Linked DNA regions of Homo sapiens: region 1 is linked to region 2. A link is an interaction called in ENCODE POLR2A ChIA-PET data of the cell type or tissue named here. Cell type or tissue: K562. All regions are shown on one strand.

Region 1 (4,000 bases), 120 kb after region 2:
TTTGTTTTATCCTGGCCTGGTTTTGGTATCAGTGTAATGCTGGACTCAGAATAAGTTTAGAAGTATTATTCCCCTCCTCTTTGGTTTTTTGAAATAGTTTGAAAAGAATTTATATTTTTTCTTTCAATGTTGGATAGAATTCAGCAGTGAAGCCATCAGGTCCTGGGCTTTTTCTTTGCTGGGGGAGTCTTTATCATTGCTTCCATCTTATTACTTGTTATTCTCTTCAGGTTTTCTATTTCTTCTGACTCAATCTTGGTAGGTTGTATGTATGTTTCCAGGAACTATTCCATTTCTTCAGATTTTTAAACATTTGTTCTCATATAGTTGTCAGATTAATATTGTAAAAATACAACTTTCACCATTTGCTTTTCCCCTTCGTTCACAGCAAACCGAAGAATGAAGTTAAAACTCCTATATTTGCATTTAGGATTATCTATAATCTTATTCTAAACTAGCCTTTCTTTTTTATCACCCAAGAACTTTCTCACAAGAACTTTCTACATATATCAAGTCAAGTTGTTCACTTTAGCATCTCTTACCTACTGAATGTCAGATACTATGTTTGTTTCTAGGGATAAAAAGATGAATTAAACGTTACTGTCCTCTGGAAATTTACTGCCGAGTGGAAGTAAAAAATATATGCATAAATAATTATAGGTAGAAGTTTATGAAATTGGGTGCTGGCTTAGTCTTAAGACTAGAAAGTATATTTAGAAAAGGGCTTTTTTTTTTTTTTTTTTTTTTTTTGGTAAACAAAAAGGCATAAAACCACAAGGAACCAAAAAAATGGAAGAGAAAGTGAAAACAGACTGAGAAATGTTAACAAAATTTTGGAAGCTGAAACACAGATGGTTAGGTGGTAACTGACTTAGCACTCCAGACAAGGCTGAGTGCCTGAAGGGGCAGGCCGGTTAATGCTATAAAATATACCAGATAGGCTTAGGAATTGGAGACACTAGGAACTTCACAAAGGTGGGATGCAGAAGGGGCTAAAAATGGAAAATTTAGTTGAAAGTCAACTGCACTGTGAAAAGCGGCTGCCCAGCTAAATGCAGGAAAAATAAGGAAAAGGTTGCACACTGAGCCTGGGAGCGGTGGCTCAAACCTGTAATCCCAGCACTTTGGGAGGCCAAGGCAGGCGGATCATGAAGTCAAGAGATCGAGCCCATCCTGGCCAACATGGCGAAACCCCGTCTCTACTAAAGATACAAAAACTAGTTGGTCATGTTGGCGCGCACCTGTAATCCTAGCCGCTCCAGAGGCTGAGGCAGGAGAATCGCTTGAACCATGGAGGCAAAGGTTGCAATGAGCTGAGATCATGCCACTGCGCTCCAGCATGGGCAACAGAGCGAGACTCTGTCTCAAAAAAAAGAAAAAAGAAAAAGGTTGCACACTGAATGATGAGACTCCTCAAGACTTCTTGTGGAAGAAACAAATATGTAAGTGCCCAGGATTTCTTTGAACTCTTGCTTTTTTTTTTTTTTTTTTTTGAGATGGCGTTTTGCTCTTGTTGCCCAGGCTGGAGTGCAGTCGTGTGATCTCCGCTCACTGCAACCTCTGCCTCCTGGGTTCAAGCTATTCTCCTGTCTCAGCCTCCCAATTAGGTGAGATTACAGGCATGCACCACCACACCTGGCTAATTTTGTATTTTTAGTAGAGACGGGGGTTTCTCCATGTTGGTCAGGCTGGTCTCGAATTCCTGACCTCAGGTGATCCACCCACCTTGGTCTCCCAAAGTGCTGGGATTACAGGCGTGAGCCATTGCGCCTGACTGCATCTTTTTCTTCAAAAGAAATCTATGCACAATTTCTATAATATAGTAGGTTTGTTTTTATGTAAATAAAAAGACTTTATCCAAATCTTCAAATGAAAATTAGGATCCAAGAAAAGTGTATCTTACTTGTCCTGTAGCTTAGTGCACAAAGGCCTTGGCACACTTCCAAGTACCCACAGGTACATACCTCAGAGTGGGGACCTGGCATTGGATATTATTCATAACCTGTCCTTAGCTTAGTGGATGTTTATGGCTTTTCTTCTGTTTCTTCCCACACACTATGTGCTCCGATTATATGGGTCTACCCACAGTATATCACATCCTGTGCATTTTCTATCATTTATCCATATCATTGTTCAAATTAGTATTTTTTAAAAATAGAAAATGCCTTTTATTCTCTCCTCTGTTCATCCGTCAGGACTCACTTCAAGTGCTGCTTGTGCCCAAATTCACTACCCTCCGTATCCAAGCTCTTCTACTGACTCATTTGTATTTCTGTTTTAACACTCACTATATCATGTGATTTATTTGACACACTTTTGAGCCACCACATACAAGACCTTGTGTGAGGAGCTAGAATACAGTCTATGAAGGGTGAGAACTGAGGTTGCTCATCTTAGATGTCTGGTATCTGTGTAGATGGGCATTAAATATTCACATGCTTTTCCCTACTTCTGTTCTCTTATTTTTCTAGTTAATCTTGTACTACCTCACAATGCTCATGCAAAATCACAGATCTTATCAGGTCATAAAACCTTTCATTTTAAACTTTAAGATAGCATTGATGTTCTGCAATTATACAGGAAGTAGGAACAGGGAAAAATGGTATTAATGGCTTTTTTTTTTTTTTTTTTGAGACGGAGTCTTGCTCTGTTGCCCAGGCTGGAGTGCAATGGTGCGATCTCGGCTCACTGCAACCTCTGCCTCCCAGGTCAAGCGATTCTCCTGCCTCAGCCTCCTGAGTAGCTGGGATTACAGGTGCACACTACCACGCCTGCCTAATTTTTGTATTTTTAGTAGAGACAGGGTTTCACCATGTTGGTCAGACTGGTCTCCAACTCCTGACCTCTTGAGCCACCTGCCTCGCCCTCCCCAAGTGCTGGGATTACAAGTGTGAGCTGTAATTAAGTTCTTAGGGTTAAGCCTGTGCTAAAATTAGTTGGTTTTGTTTTGTTTTTTGTTGTTGTTGTTTTTGAGACAGAGTTTTGTTCCTCTCTCCCATGCTGGAGTGCAATGGCATGATCTCAGCTCACCACAACCTCTGCCTCCCAGGTTCAAGTGATTCTGTTGCCTCAGTCTGCTGAGTAGCTGGGATTACAGGTGCCCACCACTACCCCCAACTAATTTTTGTATTTTTAGTAGAGACAGAGTTTCACCATGTTGGCCAGGCTGTTCTCGAACTCCTGACCTCAGGTGATCCACCCACCTCAGCCTCCCAAAGTGCTGGGATTACAGGCATGAGCCACTGCACCTGGCCCTAAAACTAGTTTTAAGTCACAGTAACAATGCTCATTTCATTTCAGGAAGAGCTGTCCTGAAAAATCTTTGCGCAGAGTCACATCTGGTGTGCAAGAAGTCCTGGGCCAAATTAAAGTTTTAATCGGCCTGGGAATTGGCTGTTTGTTACTGCCTCATCTGTTCCTCTCTTACTTATTACTATCCTTTTTATAATTTCATGAAATATATTTTAAAATGGCTTTGGTGGGAACATTAATAAGAAACATAAAGTAACCTTTAGAAGGTTAATGCAAACACTATATATATGAGAGAAATGCCTATTTTTGACTTGTGCTCCCCTAAAAAAGAAGTTATTCATCTTATGGTTTCTGAGGTGTTTGACCTAAGAAACCAACCTGTTAGTCTTCTTTTTATCTTACTTGCAGACAAAAATTATTCCTAAATTAGTGTACTCTTTGACACGTAAAGGTACTCGCAATCTGATGGCAGTATGAAAAGTTTAATGATGTAGTTATATTGCAGAGGGCCTTCTGTTGTCTAGAGGTTTGTAAATGAGAATTTGTATTGTAAGCAGCTTTTTTTGTTTGTTTGTTTATTTATGAGATGGAGTCTCACTCTGTTGCCCAGGCTGGAGTACAGTGGTGTAATCTTGGCTTACTGTAGCCTACACCTCCTGGGTTCAAGCGATTTTCCCACCTCAGCCTCCCAAGTAGCTGAGATTACAAGTATTCACCACCACCCCCGGCTAATTTTTGTATTTTTAGT
Region 2 (4,000 bases):
GAAGAAGTGAGACTCCATCTCAAAAAAAAAAAAACACACACACAAAAAAACCACTGTGCAATGAGATGGGCCATGAGGACAAAAAACAAAGGAATGCCCTGGGTCTTGTGGATTTTTCCGGTTGATTTGGCTGTAACCTTAGATACCAAGGTTAAGACAAAACTACAGGTAATTGCCAATACATTTTCTATTATTGTGTTAATTTAACCTGTTGCCTAGATTCCTTAAATCTGTGTTACAGAGTGCAGTTGTTGATTCTGTTAAAGTACTGAGTAGCCTAATTCTAAGTTCGAGCAATTCATTGGAGAGAATTAATGCTGTGTTTACACTTCTAGAGTAGCCTTTCAAGTGAGCATTTAACAGAATACATCCCAAAGCAAGTTCATCTGATCCTGTTTTTTGTTGTTGTTTTTAGAGACGGAGACTCGCCCTGTCGCCCAGGCTGGAGTGCAGTAGCGTGATCTCGGCTCACTGCAACCTCCGCCTCCCGGGTTCAAGGAATTCTCCTGCCTCAGCCTCCAGAGTAGCTGGGACTACAGGCACATGCCGCCACTCCCAGCTAATTTTTTATTTTTTATTTTTATTTTTATTTTAGTAGAGACTGGGTTTCACCATGTTGCCCACGCTGGTCTCGAACTCCTGAGCTCAGGCAATCTGCCTGCCTCGGCCTCCCAAAGTGCTAGGATTACAGGTGTGAGCCACCATGCCTGACCGATTCTGTTTTATGTATGGTATTTAGAGAGTGAAAATCACTCCCCAGGGGTGTTGTGAGTAATTAGAAGGTAAGCATAAAGATAGAAAAAAATTATGACCCTTTATCCTAGAGTTATGCTCACTGTGTGACAGCGATGTGGTCTTACCACATTTGGCAGGGTCTTTTCGTTTCGTTTCGTTTCATTTCATTTCCTTGCCTTGCCTTGCCTTTCTTTTCTTTTTTCTTTTCTTTTCTTTCTTTCTTTTCTTTTCTTTCTTTCTTTCTTTTTTTTTTTTGAGACAGGATCTCGCTCTGTCGCCCAGGCTGGAGTGCATGGTGTGATTATGGCTCACTGCAACCTCTCCCTCCTAGGCACAAGCAATCTCCCGTCTCCTGAACTCAAGCCATCCTCCCACCTCAGCCTCCCGAGTAGTTGGGATTACAGGAACATGCCACTGCACCCGGCTAATTTTTGTATATTTTTTGTAGAGACGGGTTTCACCGTGTTGGTCAGGCTGGTCTCGACCTCCTGGGGTCAAGCGATCTGCCCGCCTCGGCCTCTCAAAGTGCTGGGATTACAGCCATGAGTCCCCGCTCCTGGCAGATTTGGCAGATTATTTAGGAGCTCTGACACCATTCGGTTCTCAAGAAGACGTTTTATTAGTTTCTTTTTATGTGTGTATGTATATACAATCCCCCTAGTTTTTGTTTAGTCTCACATCATCCTAAAGACATTTAAAAAAACCCTTGTAAACAAGTTGTATTAGCTTCCTTTTCCCCATTCCATAGAATTGTTTTAGTATGGATGCTGTACAAAGAGTTCATGCCTGGGGGACTAAAGGAAAGTTCTCAAGTTCTTTTAATTTTGATTTGCATCAAAAAGTCCGCTTAATTTCAGGTTTCACCTCCAGGAGTCAATCATTATGGACTTAAAGCTATAGTAACTTTTGAAGATCGTTTGTAATTCGCTGTCTTTGCTAGGTTTTCTTTTCTAAGCAGGCTCATTTCTGTAGTTCAGAAACTTAGCACCCACTAGTCGGGTACCCCTGGAGAGTCCTGGTACCGCCCACCTGGGGCGCCTACGAATCCTAGGCCTTTGCGTGTTGATGGACGGATTCGCGCTGCAAGAAGCCTCGCCGCTGTCACCACTGGGCATTGGCAATTGGTTCAGGGGGAACGGCGCGGAACCAATGGGAGCGGTGGCTCGGGAGAGACCTTGGAGCGCGCGGGAAAGAGACCAATATAAACTGTGGCGGGATAGTTTTCGGGTCCTTGTCCAGTGAAACACCCTCGGCTGGGAAGTCAGTTCGTTCTCTCCTCTCCTCTCTTCTTGTTTGAACATGGTGCGGACTAAAGCAGACAGTGTTCCAGGCACTTACAGAAAAGGTGAGGCGATCGAGTGTGGTACTGGAGGGCGGGGGGGTCCTCCCGGCAGCCTGGCCACGGGCGACAGACGCCAGAGGTCCCCCTGGGCCCTGTGCGCCAAACTCATCTAGCTAGCCAGGGAGTAGCCGCCTGGCCCCTTTACCTAGAAGAGGAAGTCGCAGGGGCAGGGTAAGGTTATCCTGCTGTTCTGGATCGCCAGGCTCTCCTCTCCAAGCTGCTGGGGTCCAGGACTCGGTGTCGGAACCCTCCTGCCCCTTCTGAACACCCTTTTTTGCCTCTCTTCACAGTGGTGGCTGCTCGAGCCCCCAGAAAGGTGCTTGGTTCTTCCACCTCTGCCACTAATTCGACATCAGTTTCATCGAGGAAAGGTAAGAAGAGCCCTCCTAAAGTTAGGGGATCAGTCCTGGCACCTGCAAGCCCCTGGCTTGCCATGAATTTCTTTTTCTTGAGGTACTCACGCCCGAATTTCTTCCTTGCCCTGTGATATAATAAGAGAGGCTGGGCCTTTTGGCCGGCTAGGGTAGAGGTGGGGGGGAGGTCTCATGGAAGGGAATTTCAAGCCTTGGAGTTAAGGACCGACACACCTTATCTTCAAGCCTATTTTTCTTTTCTTTTCTTTTTTTAGACAGGGCCTCTCTTTGTTGCTCAGGTTGGAGTGCAGTGGTGCAATCACTGGTCACTACATCCTCCACTTATGGGGCTTAAGCAATCCTCCCACCTCAGCCTCCAAAGTAGCTGGGGCTACAGGTACATGCCACCACGCCGGGCTTTTTTTTCTATTTTTTGTAGAGATGGGGGTCTCACTATGTTGCCTAAGCTGGTCTCAAACTCCTGGGCTCAAACAATCCTCCTACTGGGATTACAGGCATGAGCCACCACAGCCAGCCTATCAATTTTTGTTTTTTGGTTTAGTATTTTCCTTTTTCTTTCTCTTTCTTTTTTTGAGACAGAGTCTTGCACTGTTGCCCAGGCTGCAGTGCAACGGTGTGATCTTGGTTCACTGCAACCTCCGCCTCTCGGGTTCACACGATTCTCCTGCCTCTGCCTCCTGAGTAGCTGGGATTACAGGTGCACGCCACCACACCCAGCTAATTTTTTTGTATTTTTAGTAGAGATGGGGTTTCACTATGTTGGCCAGACTGATCTCAAACTCCTGACCTCATGATCTGCCTGCCTCAGCTTCCCAAAGTGATGGGAACACAGACGTGATCCACCACGCCCAGCTATTATTTTTCTTAATAATAACAGAGGCTATTTAAATATTGTTAGAGGCTATTTAAAAGCCCCCTTAGTAGATTAAGGGTTTGAACAATCGTTAACAGTGCTGAGTGCTCATTGCAATGTCTACTAAACTTTAATAAAAATGTTTTTGTTTTTGTTTGCTTGTTTTTCCTTTCTTCCTTACTCTTTTTTGTTTGTTTGTTTGTTTGAGTATGATGTCTGTGGGTTTTCTCCAACTTTGCAGCTCCTAATACTGTCTTTGGGAGAGTAGGAGTGAAACCCGGCAAAGGAAATAGCTTCACGCTGCTCCTTCTGTGCGTGGAGTAGATGAGAAAATGCCCTGCCATCTGGTGCCTCATTCCTTTCAGTAGGAAATTTGGCAGACAGGGAGATTAACGCTACAAGATTTAATTAAGAACATAAAGGTGAACACTGTTTAGGACTTCATGGGTTTTAAAGTCAATTCAAATTTCTCCCTATTATAAACATTTCATTAGAAAACATTTACTATTTCTATCTCTTCAGATAAAAGGAAATAGAAGTTGATGAATTTTTTTAGAGTAACTTATACCCTGTACCACTAGACTAAGTTTCTTTTTCTTTTCTTTTTTCTTTTTTTTTTTTGAGACAGGGTCTCACTCTGTTGCCCAGGCTTGAGTGCAGTGGTGCAATCACAGCTTACTGCAGATTTGACCCCAG

What was found. ChIA-PET counts read pairs that join two places held together with the same protein. Peaks named below come from ENCODE experiments on the same cell type or tissue, not always from the same donor. Only the 100,000 strongest peaks of a DNase experiment are listed, where the experiment ranks them.
Region 1: POLR2A ChIA-PET joins it to region 2 with 9 read pairs; 2 of 35 experiments call an interaction of 5 or more read pairs at or near these places.

What each region holds. Positions count from the first base shown.
Region 1 is chr15:64,260,573-64,264,572 of GRCh38, reverse strand. All of the region lies in intron 2 of CSNK1G1 (casein kinase 1 gamma 1), which reads left to right. Among named protein-coding and RNA genes, the nearest start is that of CSNK1G1, 94 kb to the left of the region's middle. In K562, no CTCF peak of the experiment used is centred here; no DNase peak of the experiment used is centred here.
Region 2 is chr15:64,379,406-64,383,405 of GRCh38, reverse strand. PCLAF (PCNA clamp associated factor) reads left to right here and starts at 1,965. Exons shown (of 4, transcript NM_014736.6): 1 at 1,965-2,080; 2 at 2,368-2,448. The coding sequence starts at 2,035. RefSeq lists an enhancer at 1,794-2,304. In K562, a CTCF peak has its summit at 2,118; DNase peaks (open chromatin) are centred at 1,845, 2,145 and 2,605; H3K4me3 peaks cover 2,030 bases.